2 separate regions of the Mus musculus genome follow, and region 2 is linked to region 1. Evidence: chromatin loops called from intact Hi-C (ENCODE). Cell type or tissue: heart. All regions are shown on one strand.

Region 1 (8,000 bases):
CTGTCTTAAAAACAAGACAAAACCTTGAAGAGTAAAAATCACCCATGCTCAACCCAGAAATGTAGAGAAAAAGCGCGTGAAATGCAGACTTCAGCGCAGAGGATTTCTCGTGGCTTGTACTTGTGGTGTAAGAGTCACCAAATTCCTAGTCACTCTACCTCTTACACCCTGTGGCAAGGTGTTTTGAAAAGGCCTTGTTTATTTGTGAAAATGTACTACTGGAGAGGAAATACAAGAAGAGAGACCTTAAAAGAACTTATCTGAATAATATGCACACGTTACAGATCTGCACCTGCCTATACATACATAACATGGGCAAAGAAATGAAAGCCTGGCCAAAGATGGCTTCCTCAGGTTCCACAAGGTTGTCCTCATGAATCACGAGTAACTTTAAACTCTAATGTCCACCCGTGACACCTTTGCAATCAGCAATGGAAAGGCAGTCAGCGATTTTGAGAAACAAAACAAAACAAAACAAAAAAAACCCCACTGATATAACAAAAAGCCTTATGTAAAAAACAAACAAAACCACCAATAAACAGACAAACACACACACACCCATCCCCATATACTAACACAAACATATAGGCAGGTAACAAAATAACAAAGTATAATCTGCATTAAGCCAGCTTTCATCCTTGGGACCCTGAACAGGAAAGACAGGTGAATACTTGAGAGATACTTGGAAGTTCAGGTCAAATGTTCCCATATAGCTTTTTTTTTTTTAATCACTTCCTATATTACATTAAGAACCTTGATTTTCTTCTCCATGACACGGTCTTATCTCCCTTAACATACACGACACCGGTATCCTGAAGGTCACTGGAAGGGCTGTCAGTCCCTTAGACTCCCAGCCATGTTGCTAACATGAGGTCTGATTCTTCAAAATAAGTGACAGCTACACATGGAATTCAATAGGAACACAGTATTGTCTTGACAGCCAATCCCATCCCGGGTAACTTTAATAACCACCTGGTAAAACCCTAGCCTATCCTGTACCACACCACAGAGTCCATGGATTCCCAGCACATTCCTCAGGTGCACACAGCCAAGCTACATGGAAAAATTCTGCAGCAACTCAGAGCTGTTGTCCCCACAGGAAAAACAGCATAAATCTAGCCATTGGAAAATGTGCACAGCCAACACTGGTTTACAATGCTTTTTAAACTTCATACACAAGACTGTAGAGACACGATGTAGCTCTCTTTAAAGTCCATTTTCCCCCTTCAGTAAAAATAAATTTGTGTTGTCTCATAACCCTAGAATACAGAACACAAATATGGAAAAACAAAACAAAACAAAAAAAGCCTTCTAGAAATCACCACAGGAGGAGAGGAGAAAATCAGAAAAGTATACAAAGCACTCAAAGCTGCAAGAGTGGAGGATGCCAGGAGAGGGGGGAGGGTTTCAAGAGATTCTAGGCAAGCCCTTTGATGACGTCACCCCACATACATAATGCTACAGCAGTCAGCACAGGCCTCCTGCTTTCCTATTGGTGAATGCCGTGTCAGCCGACATCAGAACATAATCATCATTGGCCAGGCAATTACAACCGGAGCAACTAGCATCCAGTCTTAGCACAAACCTGGCAGGCAGGCAGGCAGGCAGGCAGGCAGGCGGCTCAAGGGGAGAAGGATTCCTTCTCAATGAATCCGCTGTCTCTTTTCCAGCCTTTCCGATGGCTGGGTGACCGTGCTTCCTCGCTAGCAGCATTTACCGATTGAGTCGGCTGTTAGTGAGCACAAGTGATGGCCAGCCAGGACATAAAAGAACAAAATGTCTATCTACATGGATGCTTTAATAGCATCCATTCACGGGCTTTCCAGTCTAAAACTGGAACTGGGACATGTTATTTGGAGCTAAAAGGCAGGCATTTTTCCCTACCTCATGTTAGAAACTGCACCGGATCATATTACCCAGGTGACTTTTAACTGGGCGGCAGTTACAAGAAAATCAATCACACAGGGTGATTTTCTAAGGGAATACATATTTACTACTTTGCACTGAAATTGTCATTGCAGTCTAGTCTCTTATGAAACCATTTGCTACAAAAATAAATGTCTACAATATTTCATTATCTAGGCCAGTGAGTATCAGGTTAAACAATGAAGGCAGCAATAAATGTCACGAGTTTGTTGTCTCAGCTTAGCCAGCTGAGTTTACACATAGGCTACTGGGAAACCTGGGGCCCCATTCCGTGAATGGATGCTGAGGTAACTAAGGTAAAGCGTTATAGGGCTGGTCTTACCAACTCCTTATTCCAAGTGCTCCTAAATGAGGCTAGTTCCTATATACAGACTACTGTAATGTAAGGACCCGTGCCTGGCTCCCCCAACCCCCACCTCGACCCCAGCGGTGGTCAGAGGCCCTGGCAACTCAGCTTACTAGAGATTTGTTACAATTAGCAACTTTGTTTAGACTAGGTCTAGCAGATTTTAAAGAACAGTTACAAATAGGTTCTCAAAAGACAGGGCACACAGGCTTCTATACTTGATTTCTTCCAGAAGCTATTTCAAACCATTCTAAGTGACAAGGACAGGTGAAGGTGAGACTTGATGGTTCTGGAGCCCCTCAACTCCCCTCGCAAGAGGGTATATATAAGCCTTTATGATGGGATTCCTGTCTAATGACATGAGAAGAGAACCTTCATTACGACCAAGACATTTTGGTTGCGGAGAGCGGGTGGGAAAGTTCTGAAATCAGGCTCCAAGAGAACTAGAATCGTGAAGTGAAAAGGGACAGTGGCTAAGATCAGCACGGACGAGATGTAATAAGCTTATCCACTGTAATAAGCTATCCAAAACTATAAAGCCAACGATCAAAAGACGGGAAGAACATCCATTCTACAGTGTGACTAGAACAGCGTTCAAAACGCAAGCCAAGCATGCTGAATCCAGACACGGATATGAGCAGGTTGTGTTGGCGGTCAAATGAGCGTTTTAATCGCTGGACCTTGTAAGCATCTGCCTTGTACAAAGTAAGATTTTGCAAAATGCTTTGCAAAATCAAGACCAGAAAAAAAAAAAAAAAAAGACCAGAAAAGGTTCATCACATCAGCCCACGATGTGCTAGGAGCCACCTTTAAAATAAGAAATAAGGAAAATAAGATAATGAAAATACATTGTCAGGAAGAACATAAGTACTGTTCAGGAGTTAATAGTGGCCAAAGAATAACAAGGGAAAAGAAATTCATGGATTTGGGATATTTTCAGTCCCACGAGGACCAAGGACCTGTCTAGTTCTGACAGAGTGAAAGTCACTTAACTGAGTGTCTGGAGAAAGAGGCGGGAAATGGTCCTGGGGTACCTTAGGAAAAGGGGGTGGGGTGGGGTGGGCAACAAACAGCATGCACTAGGGTGGTGCAGCAGCAGGGCAGACTGAGTGCCATGCGCCTGCAGAGGCTAGGAATGCCTGCTCCGGAATGACAGGCCCAACCGGGATGCAGCAAGCTAGAGACGCGAGCTGCGGGCTACTGGAGGAGGAAGGCAGGAAGGCAGGCTAGAGCCCTGCAAGGGACGGTGACAAATGGTCTCAGAGAAGATCGGAGCCCTAGGTTGGCAGGTTGAGCTCGGGTCACAGCCCCCCCTCCCCCCCAAGCCCCTAACGGGAGGAAGTGCACCGCTAGGACCCCCCGAACGCCAGCCCGAGGGGGCTGGGCTTCCTGCAGCGCTCGGGCCTCCCTATGGCCTCCCCCTTACGGGGCGATCCAGACTCCCCGGGGGTGTAATCGCGCTCGGGACCCAGGCCCGCGTCCTCGGTGTCCAGGAGCACGCCGGCGACCGCACCAGGCTGGCTCTGGGGCTCAGGGCCTCCAGGCAGCCGCCATGCCGCGGCCCGAACTCGCGCGCCCCGGAGTCTCGGCTCCGCCCGGCCGCCGCCGTAAACCGCCCAAGGGCCCAGCTCGCAAGCTGAAGGCCAAGGGTGGGCGCGCTCCCCGCGGGCGAGAAGGGGCGGGAGCAGCAAGCCCGGGATCGGGCTGGAGAAGGCGAACCCCCGGCGGCTGCCACCACCCGCTCCAGCCCGGGAGCGCCGGCGTCTCCGGTTTCCCATTGATGAATGGAGGGAGGGAAGGCAGGTCGCGAGCGCCCTCGCACGCGGCAGCGGAACCTCCCGGAGCCCGGAAGCCCCCCGAGGGCCGGCCGCGGCGCAGAGGGGGTGGGGTGGGGGTGGGGAGATCGAGGGGGCTCGCACTAAACCGGAGGGAAACATCTCCAACCACAGCACGGTCTACGGGAAGGAGGGAGCTCCCTTCTTAAAATACTGCAAGGTGACACCGGATCGCCTCCCACACGGGGATTTTTCAGAAGACTGACCGGAGGAACTCAGTAAACAAGATGTTTTCCCGGATTCGAAGTTCTGGGGAAAGACCTCCGAGACTGCCCTGGCAGGAGCCTTCCAGTACTTAAACTGCTGCTCCACGCGGAGAAGCGTGTCCAAAAGGCGTTTCCTTTACACAGAAACTTAATAATGGCGTGGCTCCACTTGCTCGGGTTCATTCATTTTTATTGCAGTTTTCATTGTCCCCTCCTCCCCGATGTCTTTATGAAACCGGAAAGTAATCTGAGTGGGGAAGGGGTCCTGGACCCTGGGCATCTACGGCTGGAGGCGGCAGTCAAGGGAGGGCAGTAAAGTGGAAGAACTACAAGGAGAAAGGAAGGACACGAGGGATGGGGAGAGGGAAAGGACCAGAGAGAGGCGGGCTGAAGAGGGTTAAAGGGAGCGGAGACCGGGTCCTCCCTCCACTGCCTTGCACGCTCCAGTTGCGGGAGGCCAAGCAGAACCCCCAAATCTAAGCGAAAGCAGGGAGACAACACAGGTGGGATAGCTGGATTGTAACATGCCTCTGTCTCCCGTATATTATTACAGGTACACATATTATATGTTCTATGTTATATAATCTACACAAAGATGCCCGCGTGGCCGCGGCTCACACAGAGCACCCCCCAAACCGCACGCTTCCATGCAGCTTCAGAGTCTCCTGCAGACATGAGACCCTGGAACTCCGCGATCTGCTGGCTACTGCCGGCAATCCATCCGTCGCTCCGCTCACGCTCAGACCAGGAATACCGACATTAATGCACTCCCGGGAATAGTATCTCGCGAAAGCATCACCTACCAGTTTTCCTGCATCCATTGGATGGCTTCGTTCTCGTTGAACTGCTTTTCGAATTCATATTCTTGTAAAGTCAACACTGACATGTTCATTGGGGCTGATCTTCGGAGTCGCTACGTGTTCTCTATACAAAATAAAAAAATCTGTAAAGAGCCTTTTATTTTGAGTGCTCTCCTGTCTGCTTCCCCCTCCCACCCCCCTAGGTATTGCCCCGCCGTCAGTCTCCTGGCCGATCTCTCTCCCAGCCTCTCAGCTACATCCAGGGTTGAGCATTGCCTGCGCCTCTGCTCCCAGCTCCTAGCTCAGGGGCTCTCCTCCCAGCGTCCGCATCCACCGTAGGAGGAAATGAATGCCTTGCGGTCTTAGTGCCCGCACGTTTGTCCATCACGCTTTTTACTCGTCTACAGGGAAATCTCCTCCCCCTCGTGCGATCGGGAAAATTAACCCTTTGCGCGAGAGGGCGCAGAAGAGCAAGACCTCCCATCGCCCTGGGGGATAGTTTTGTTTACAAGAAGGTGGTTGGTGGACTGGGGGAGGGGAGGGAAGGGCGCCAAGAGGGAGGAAGTGGCCTTGAGGTCATACTCAAGCCCATTCGCCACCTCTTGGGCCTCCCTGCCTGGCCTTTGAATGAAGTTTCAGAGTGAGAGGCGCAGCCCTGAGGCGCGTGGACCTGAAAGCTTGGCGAGTAAACAATTGGGAAATAGTAAAATCTGCCAGGTTCTCTGGCATGAGAACTCCAGGCAAATAAATGTGAGGATCACGTCTTGCGATCTAGTCTCCTCACTACCTCGATCCCGCAGCACCCTCTGAGACCACCTCCACCGGGCAGCTTGGGCGCGGATTTACCTTGACCTTAGGGCCAGGTAGCCTTCGGAACTAAGACCACGTGCAGACAGGATGCTGAGGATGAGGACCTGGGAAGTCAAGGTTGACTAGGAGGCAGAAGTTAGGTAGAGGGTTTGGCTACCAGGAGGGGATATTAATGAACAAAGGAAGGGAATTTGGCATACAGAATTAGGCCTACTGATCTAAATACCAAAACTTTATCTATCTGCTTTACTTTAGTTCTGCCTTATTCTTGTGAAATTAGGAAGAAAAGATTAATGTAGGAGAGGGATTTATGTAATGCTAATCCTCCCCCTGGGCTACCAGCTCACAGCAACCATTCCCAAATACTCCTTATTTTTCTGGAGGATGGTATTTTCTAGTCCTAAAAGGAAGAAGGAAGTAAGAGACAATAAGGTACCTAATAATATAATATTTAGATCCAACAAAAGATACTGATCAACACTTATTAGTTTGTTTGTTTGTTTTTTAAATGTTTGTGATTTTCAAGATTGGGTTTTTTTGTTTGTTTGGTTTGGGTTTTTTAGGTGCTTTTGGCTTTTCGAGACATGATTTTTCTGTGTAGCCCTTGTTGCCCTGGAACTGGCTCTGTAAACCAGGCTGGTCTCAGACTCAGAGATCTGCCTGCCTCTGCCTCACTCACAAGTTCTGGGACTAAGGTTCGGGCCACCACAGCCCAGCTAAGAACCTATTAGTTTAAAGATGTACATTAGGACCAGAGAGAAAATACCCTCTAAGATGTTCATTTCCTCACCTACCAGCCAACTAAAATGAGGCGAGGGCATTTCATGCAGTCAGATCATCTCAGGAAGACACTGGAGGCTGAGGCGGGAAGACTGGTGCTAGTAAAATTGCCAGAAATTTGAGGTGAGTCTGAATTTCACAGTGACATCCTTGCTTCCCCTGCCCCCCAAGTCTTAAAAGGGTGGGGTATGTCCTTAATTGGGGGGTGGGTATGTCCTTAATCCTAATACACTCTGGAGTCAGAAGCATGTGGATTTTTGTGAGTTTGAGATTAGCCTGGTCTAGTAACAAGATCCAGGTCAGCCAAGGAGATAGAATGACACCCTGGGTTTTTAATGTCATTTGTTTTTGTTTTTGTTTGGGTTTTTTATTTGTTTTTGTTTTTTGATTCTCTGTGTATCCCTGGCCATCCTGGAAATTGCACAGTAGAGCAATAGATCAATCAGTGTGGCCTCCAACTCATAGCTCTCCTTGCCCCTGCCTCCCTTGTGCTGGAATGAAAGAGGTATTGCCACCACATTGTGAAAATGGCTTGGCATGAGGACCTGAGTTCAGAGTCCCAGAACCTCTGAGGCTGAGACGGGGAACTCCTCCTGTGTATTTTCATTTTTGGAGACCAGGTATCTTTTATATCTTACGCTGGCTAGAAATGGCTCTGTGAGCCAGGTGGTGGTGCTGCGCGCCTTTAATCCCAGCACTCGGGAGGCAGAGGCAGGCGGATCTACATGAGTCTAAGGCTAGCCTGAAATAACAAACCTGAAATAGGAGCTTGGAGATGAGTAAGAGACCTTGTCTTTAAAATGAAGATGGAGACATCTCGAGAATGACACATTCCATTACAGCTCTGGCCTCCTCGTGCACCTGCTCACCTGCACAAGGAAGCAGCCCCCCCCCCCAACTCCTCCCCACACACTTCTTTAAAGGAAGGAAGTCTGCATTGTAACCCATGCCTATAATTCCAACATTTGGGAGGTAGAGGCAGGAGAATCAGGAGTTCAAGGTCATCTTTGGCTAAGTAACAAACTCCAAGCTATAATGGGCCACATGAGACCCTATCTATCCCTCCTTCCACCATCACCACCAACACACACACACACACACACACACACACACACACACACACACACACACACACACACATACATCCACACAGAATAGATAGATAAGTCAGAGTTAAAAGAAATCCTGTAGATTATTACATCAATCAGAGGTCTAGTTGGTGATTAAGACATTAATGTCCTCTGACACTCTCAAAGACTTAGTGTAAAGATTTCACTTATCTCTTCAGATATAGATT
Region 2 (8,000 bases), 150 kb before region 1:
AAACTGGTGTCTGATAATTAGAGTAACCAGCTCATTGGACAGTGAGGAATTTATAGGCAAATGGCCCTTTGCCTTCAGGAGAGCTCCCCACCTTTTATGTCTCTGGTTGGTTTTTGTTGTTATTGTTTGTTTTGTTTTGTTTTTTCCACATTTTCTCTCTGGCTAGTGGTGAGTTTTACAGAAGCAAACAGCCCCTCCTTAGCCAAGGCCCTGCTTCCAGTGCCGGGCCTGTGTGTGTGCTTCTATTACAGCCTGGGGCTCCACAAGGGTCGCTGTTTCCTAGTTCTCTCCTCTGACCTGGGACTGCTGCGGTCTGGCCAGACACCTGTCTCCAGGTGTCTCCTGGTTTGTGTTGGTTTAGAAAGGGAGCCTCCGCCTTTAATCCCAGCACTTGGGAGGCAGAGGCAGGCGGATTTCTGAGTTCGAGACCAGCCTGGTCTACAGAGTGAGTTCCAGGACAGCCAGGGCTACACAGAGAAACCCTGTCTCGAAAAAAACCAAAAAAAAAAAAAAAAAAGAAAGGGAGCCTCCGTGGGACCTTAGCCCCAGAGTTCATCTGTCATCGGATAGCTCCCGTCGTCCCAAAGGCCGGCTGAGAAAAGGGGAAAGCCCGTGAGTGGTAATATTGTGAGTGTTGATGGTAAATCTGTACTGTCAGCTGACATCACAGGCTCACAAAGCTGCATCTGGAAAGGCACAGGGTTAGAGACAATGCACATTGAGTTTGTAAGAATCGGGCACTGGGGGCCTCTGCTTGACCTCTGTTCCTGTATCCTTGACAGCTGTGTTATTGGCTATTCTGGGGATCGATGCCAGACTCGAGACCTACGATGGTGGGAACTGCGTCATGCTGGCTACGGGCAGAAGCATGACATCATGGTGGTGGCTGTCTGCATGGTGGCACTGGTCCTGCTGCTCGTCTTGGGGATGTGGGGGACTTACTACTACAGGTAACTCTTCTTTACCATGAAACTTGACAGCCTTTCTCTAAGCTCCCCCAGGAAATGCATACTTCCTTGGGATGAACTTGAGCAAAATACTGCATTTAAAAGGAGGAGTGAGCTCTTTTCACAAGCCTGGACTTGGCTGTACAAAAACATCAGTGTTCCTACTTTTCCTTTCCAGTCATTACACATGTGTAAGATCTGTGGTCCTCCGTTTTGGTGATGCTGAGGACTGAGCCCAGGACCTTGCACGTGTGCTGCATCCTCACATCAGATGTGCTTATCTCCCACAATGCACTACTGCAGTCCAGACTCTTCTTTTAGCATCGCATGCCCACATCAACCGGCATAACTATCATTTTTCATGGTTGCCTGCTGATAATTACCCACAATACCTACTTATTGCTAGAGAGAAATCATGATCTTCTCTAACTTGGAAAGAAATTCTGGTCATTGGGTTTTGTTTTCAGTAATTTAAAGTTAGGGGTTTTCAAACCGTGAGACGGTAGCGTACATTTTATGTAAAAGCACTACCTTAGCGTCGGGGAGCAGGCGTCTCAGGGCTCCTGTTCCTTTCCTTTAAAATGATGATGTCACACTGTCATCGGTCGAAACAGCTTAGGAAGTGTTATAATAGTCTGTGCTGTTAAAAACAAAAATCATGGAATCACAAGACTCCTGCTGAAGGGGCTTTATAAAACTGTCCAGTGGCCCACCTAGCTACCAGGTGTCAGCGTTCTGGTGCTATGGAAGGTACCTACTGCCATCACAAGGTAAATATCCAACCACATTTACCAAAGCTGAGCAAGCACTCAAGTTACAACTGTTTCATATCCTGCAAAGTTGAGCATAATCAGCCAGGTGCTCTCCCCAAAGACCCTGCTATATAGCACACTTAGCAGTAAACAGCATTGGCTCTGGAAGCAGCTTGTATAGCTCCGATCCAAGTTAGCACCTAAGCCCCCTGGCGCGCCTTCTCATCTGTGGGCATTGGTTTTCTTTGTTATGAGGTATGGGATGATAATGCTTCTTACAAGAGTTGTTGTGAGGCTGAGTTAGTGTGTGGAGTTTACCATAGGCCTGGTGTAGTGGGTATAACAAACACTGCTGTTGTTTTATATGAATAATAATCTTCCTAATAAGAGGCGTATATATTTAAAAACCTCCATCACTTCTGGGAGACAAGATCCCCAGGGAAACTCTTGAACTTCTAATTGGGTGGCCCATCACTGCACTTTTTAGCCTATTGTTTGGATTCTGTATATTCGTAAAAAGAACTTTAAGTCATCGGCGGCTTGTTCCCCTGGAAAGATAGATGTAAAAAACAAACAAAAGAAAACAACAACAAGAAAACAAGGAAACTCAAAAACCTTCCCCAGTCATAGTGGTGCTTGCCTTTAATCCCAGCACTCAGGAGCAGAGGCAGGAGGAATCTCTGTGAGGCCAGGCTGGTGTAGAGAGTGAGTTCCAGGATAACCAGAGCTGCGTATATACATATGCTCATATATATATATACACACACATACACACATACATATATACATATATAGTGAGGCCATATCTCAAAAGAAGGAAAGAGAAAGAAAATTTTAAGTTAGCACATGATATAATTATTTTTGGTTTTTTGATATATTAACACATAACTTAATGTTTTTCAGAAATTTGATTTTTTTTTTTTAAGACAAGTCTTTGTATGTAACCTGGACTAGCCTCAAACTCAAGGTTCTTTTGCCTCAGCCTCAGGGCTCTGATTTCATGGACACGCCAGTAAGCGTGCCTGAGCAGCGGTGGGTGGGGATTGACAGCCAGGGGTGGATGGATGGTGGGTTTCAGCTTCAGACTGCTGTAGCCCAATAGCAAAAATGATGAAGGGCCCACGTATAACTCAGTCGGTAAAGTGTTTGCCGTACAAGCCTAAGGGCCCAAGTTCAGCTCTCAGCACCTATGTATACAATGCAGTACAGTACAATACAGTGCAGTACAATACAATACACTACAATACAATACAGTACAGTACAGTGCAGTACAGTACAGTACAATACAATACAATGCAATACAATACAATAGAATACAATGCAGTACAATACAATACAATACAATGCAGTACAATACAATACAATGCAGTACAATACAATACAATGCAATACAATACAATGCAGTACAATACAATACAATGCAGTACAATACAATACAATGCAATACAATACAATGCAGTACAATACAATACAGTACAATACAATACAATACAATGCAATACAATACAATGCAGTACAATAGAATACAATGCAGTACAATACAATACAATGCAGTACAATACAATACAATGCAGTATAATACAATACAATACAATACAATGCAATGCAGTACAATACAATACAATACGGCAGGGCACACTGTGCACTTACATCTGTAACACTGGGGAGATAGAAACAGGGGGATCCCTGGGGCTTCGTGGCAAACACTGGGTTTACTGGAGACACTGTTTCAAAAAATAACACAACACGTAGAGCAATTGAGAAAGAGGTGCAAGGCTTTTCACCTGCATACAAGGGCACACTCCCATACAGGTGCGCACACACAAACCCATGTTCACACACACAACTGGTAAGGACTATTGCTTGACAAAAAGGCTTGTCAGAGCTCTTGTGATTGCAGTGCACCCAGAGTTACGTTAAGTCCCTCTGAGCATCCCTAGAGCTGTTTGCTTACCAGTACTGCCCCCTAGAGGCCTGGGGGTTTTCAGCTGTGTGCTTTGACTGACTGTACCATCTGTAGATCTAACTTGTCGACCGACACAGTTGCTCCGGGTTATCCCGGAGTGGGATGGGTGTTTTGTTTTTATTTTGAGCTTGACTCAGATTTTTTTGGCTTTATCTCAGGACTCGGAAGCAGCTATCAAACCCCCCAAAGAACCCTTGTGATGAGCCAAGCGGAAGTGTGAGCAGCAGCGGACCCAACAGCAGCAGCGGGGCAGCTGTGGCTTCTTGTCCCCAACCTTGGGTAGTGTTATCAGTACATGAGCTATGAATTGCTTGATAAGTATTCTTACTCATTGTCTTCTTCCTTCCTGATGTTCAGAGAAACTGAACTCTGTTCCAGCTGCCAACTGCTCTCAAAATGTCTTTTAGCCTTAGTGCCCAGCCAGTCTTCAACAAGTGTTTAACCTCTGGGCCTCTCATCTTCTTCTGTATAACTCTAAGATCCAGCTTCATAAACGCCATGTGATTTAGGACCCGGGCAGTGCTCAGTTCCTTGAGGTCTCATGACTTTGTGGATAGCTAAATTCCCTTCATGGCGCTTGACAGGCTATAGAGAATTAGATTGCACATTTAATTAATCTCATTTAAATCATAACAGGGGAGAAATGGTTTCTGCATGTGTGTCTCTTTTAAATAAAAAAAATTTAATTTTAAAAAAATCAAAATTCCATGCTGCAGTAGCAAGCAGCTTGTTGGCTCTGAACTTCATTCAGAAGCCAGGGCTGCTGAGCTGTGTGTCCCGTCCCCCCCAGCTGTCATAACTGCCGTCCACACCAACTGCCGCTGCACACGTCAGAGAGAGCTGGGGAGAACCCAGTTCCCAAACCCGGAGGAGAAGCAGCAAAAACAAATCTGCTCCTATCAGCTGCCGTCCACCGCAGCCAGAGCCCTGGAGCTTGGGCGCTTCTTTCTAGCAGAGAGGCACATGGTTGGAAGATTTGCAGTGTGCATCTTGGCTGGAGCTAGAAATAAGGAGCCTATGCCCTCACACAGCAGGCCGCTATATTGACTCTGCAATACGTCATTGCAGAAAGACCACTGAGGAGGAGGAGACTAAGGGTGACGAGTGTTGTGAAGAATGGAAAGGGAGAGAAAACAGCTCCTGAGAGTCACCCTCATCCCCAACATCACTGTCCCTATCCCCTGATTGACTCCACTCACTAAACCTCCCTACCCTTCCCTTGATGAGAAAGATAGGTACAGATTTTTTTTTTTTCTATGCTCTTTACTGTTGAGTTCTAGGTCCTCCCTGTGGAGGGCTCCTTTCTGAACTACACAGAAGTCCAAACCTTGGGGCAGTCCTTCACCCGGTCACTTACTGATAAGGAAAGACTTTGCCGGCCTGGGTCCTGTGCCCAGAGCATGGCCTACTTCTGTTCTTCCTCTTTCTGTTTGATTTCTTTTAATACCTAACCTGTCTGGCCTGAGTGCAGGCCAGTCGGCTCTGCTCAGCCTGCATTGCAAGTGTGCCGTGAGTCTGAACCATGCAAACAATGACAAAAATGGTTTGTTGAGTAAAGAGAAGTGCTGTTGTGCTTATCTGGGCCTCTCTCAGCACTCTGCCTTCTGAGCTGCCACCTATGAAAGAACAGCTTGGGGATCCCTGCAAGATAGTAGTTACCCATACTCACTAGCGGTCGTAATTACCTGGGACTTGATAGCATGCTTAAATGAATTATATATAGACACATACACACACATACACACAAACAGCGGTAGCCCAAACCCACATATATGGCCTGGCTGATGGGCAAGTACTGGTGATACCTAAGGACACTTGTATAATTTGCAGCAAAACAGGACCCTCTATGGATCCAAGATTCTTTTTTTTTTAAAGATTTATTTATTATTATATCTAAGTACACTGTACTAAGATCACGGACTACTCTTCCAAGGACTGGGGCTTGATTTCTTGCACCCATTTGCTGGCTTATAGCCAGCCATCTGTAACTCCAGTTCCAGGGGATCCAGTGCCCTCTTCTGGTCTCCATGGGCATCAGGCATACACACATACACAGATAGATATACATGCAGCCACAACACCTGTACACATACATGGTAAAACTGTAAAAAGGAAAATGTACGTTTAGCTGGAGACAGTTGACAAGGCGTTTCTTTCCAGCTTCACCTTCTGTGTGGGTGAGCTCGACTACGGTTGAAGGTTTATCAAGGTGGCTTCTAGATCACAGCAGTTATCCTCTGAACCCTTTGCTTTTCTGTTCTGCAGTTTGTGGTCCTAGAGAAACACCAAGACCCCAAGAATGGGAGTCTGCCTGCGGATGGTACGAATGGTGCAGTAGTAGATGCTGGCCTGTCTCCCTCCCTGCAGCTCGGTGAGTCGGTATTTTACCTTGATCAAAAGTGTTTTCCAGCCGGGTGGTGGTGCCAGTGCACACCTTTAAACCCAGCACTTGGGAGGCAGAGGCAGGTGGATTTCTGAGTTTGAGGCCAGCCTGGTCTACAGTGTGAGTTCCAGGACAGCCAGGGCTATACAGAGAAACCCTGTCTCAAGGAAAAAAAAAAAAAAAGTGTTTTCCACTGAGAAATGTCATCTAGTCACAAAAGGCCATTGGCCTTGTCTAAGCTGAGTGAGCCCTGGGAGGCACTGACACCACGAGAGAAACACATTTGATTGCATCTCCTCTTCTCTTAGCCCCTGAGCTGCTTAGGACTGCAGGCTATCCCTAGTGTTGGTTCTCAGTCGTTGCTTCGAGTGTAGCTCCCCCGGGGATGGAAATAGCTCTCCCCAAACAGGTTCCGTGGCCTGGAGGGAGTGTTCTTATTGATGAAAGTTGATCTGGCTTTGTTCTAGGGATTTCAGCATATTCTAGTCTTACCGGGAGCTAACCCTCAGCCAGGCTCTAGGCTGAGAAGTCCAGTCAGACCACTAAGGGACCATAGATCCGAGCCAAGTTCTCAAGCTCCCCTGGAGCGTACTCTGCGTCCTTTGCTGTGGTCCCTCTGCCAGGACTTGTACTGTGATCTGTCCCTTGGGTTTGGAGCTCAGATATCATTATCCTCCTTACAGCCCAGAGGGCAGCACTGAACATGCTTTGTGTCCTAAGCCATTGGGAAGGCAAAGGAAATCTTTGAGCCAATAAAAACAGGTTCCCTGCTAGTGCCAGGAGCCGGCTAAGTGTCAGTGCTACTTGTATTTCCTGATAGTTCCCATCACACACACCGCCATAATACCCTCTTCCGGTTTCCAGTAGGGAGAACCTGGGGTCTTACTACAGAAAACTCATTCTAAATTTCCATTTTGAACATGCTCTGTGCTGTAACCTAAAATACTATATTCAGAAAAAAATTATTGCATAATTTGAGCAAGACGAGTTTAATAAGGCTCATTAAGGGATTGACTGAAAACTGTAATAAATGTTTATGTATGGTGACTGTTGTCTGTATACTCTTAAAACTCAGATCTTCAATAGTTGCCGAGGTATTGTTGCCAGCACTATTAGAAGGTAAAGGGCTGTCTTGTAGTTACTACTTTTCCTTGAGCAGCCAACAACACAGGGTCCCTTTCAGAGAAAATATGCTTAGAAGAAACATGTGGTAAGATTTTGCAACTTAACCCAAAGCTCAAAGATTTGACAGAAATGTAGTTATACCAGAGGTGGGGGATTCACATTGTTAGGGCAGAATGGATTAGAGCAGCAGTTCTCAACCCCTTTGGAGGTCACATACACCTAAGACTGCTGGACAGTAGTAGTGAAGGTTCATAGCAGTAGCAAAATGACAGCTGTAAAGTAGCCATGGGAACAGTGCTATGGTTGTGGGCCAGCAGAGCTTTAGGAACTGTATGGACGGCTGCAGCATTGGGAAGGCTGAGAGCGCGGGGTTTGAACATTAACACTGTTATGCACTGAGCAGCAAATGAGTTGATCCACTCCTTAGCTTCCCATGTGAGTAGTCCGACCAGCCATCGTGTTCCCACCTCATAGGTATTTACAGAGAAAGCACACACGGAGCTTGGGTGGGAGGGAGAGTGAGGAAGGAGTTGAAGGTCAGCTTTGGCTCTGAACTGGTTCTCCTAGAAAGGCGTGGAAGAAGCCTGGCAGTGGTGGCGCACGCCTTTAATCCCAGCACTTAGGAGGCAGAGGCAGGTAGATTTCTGAGTGTGAGGCGAGCCTGGTCTGCAGCATGAGTTCCAGGACAGCCAGAGCTACACAGAGAAACCCTGTCGTGAAACACACACACACACACACACAAAAGGCATGGAATCATAGTAGTAGTGTTTGAGCACAGAGACATCGTCATGGACCCCAGCCAGCACCAGTGGGTGAGGGTTAGGGAA

Evidence for each region. Hi-C counts contacts between places; a loop is a spot of excess contacts. Peaks named below come from ENCODE experiments on the same cell type or tissue, not always from the same donor. Only the 100,000 strongest peaks of a DNase experiment are listed, where the experiment ranks them.
Region 2: it touches region 1 in a loop (2.5-fold over the local background); 19 of 42 quality-filtered maps call a loop at or near these places.

The regions. Positions count from the first base shown.
Region 1 is chr3:129,529,885-129,537,884 of GRCm38, reverse strand. Elovl6 (ELOVL family member 6, elongation of long chain fatty acids (yeast)) reads right to left here and starts at 5,499. Exons shown (of 5, transcript NM_130450.2): 1 at 5,390-5,499; 2 at 5,117-5,237. The coding sequence starts at 5,205. Gm35986 (predicted gene, 35986) reads left to right here and starts at 5,497. Exons shown (of 3, transcript NR_153368.1): 1 at 5,497-5,628; 2 at 6,721-6,826. In heart, a CTCF peak has its summit at 4,081; DNase peaks (open chromatin) are centred at 1,504, 3,984 and 5,524; H3K4me3 peaks cover 4,612 bases; H3K27ac peaks cover 5,459 bases.
Region 2 is chr3:129,679,135-129,687,134 of GRCm38, reverse strand. Egf (epidermal growth factor) reads left to right here. Exons shown (of 24, transcript NM_010113.4): 21 at 783-950; 22 at 3,824-3,944; 23 at 5,931-6,036. Among named protein-coding and RNA genes, the nearest start is that of 6330410L21Rik, 71 kb to the left of the region's middle. In heart, CTCF peaks have their summits at 3,668 (motif pointing left) and 6,726; DNase peaks (open chromatin) are centred at 4,494 and 6,644.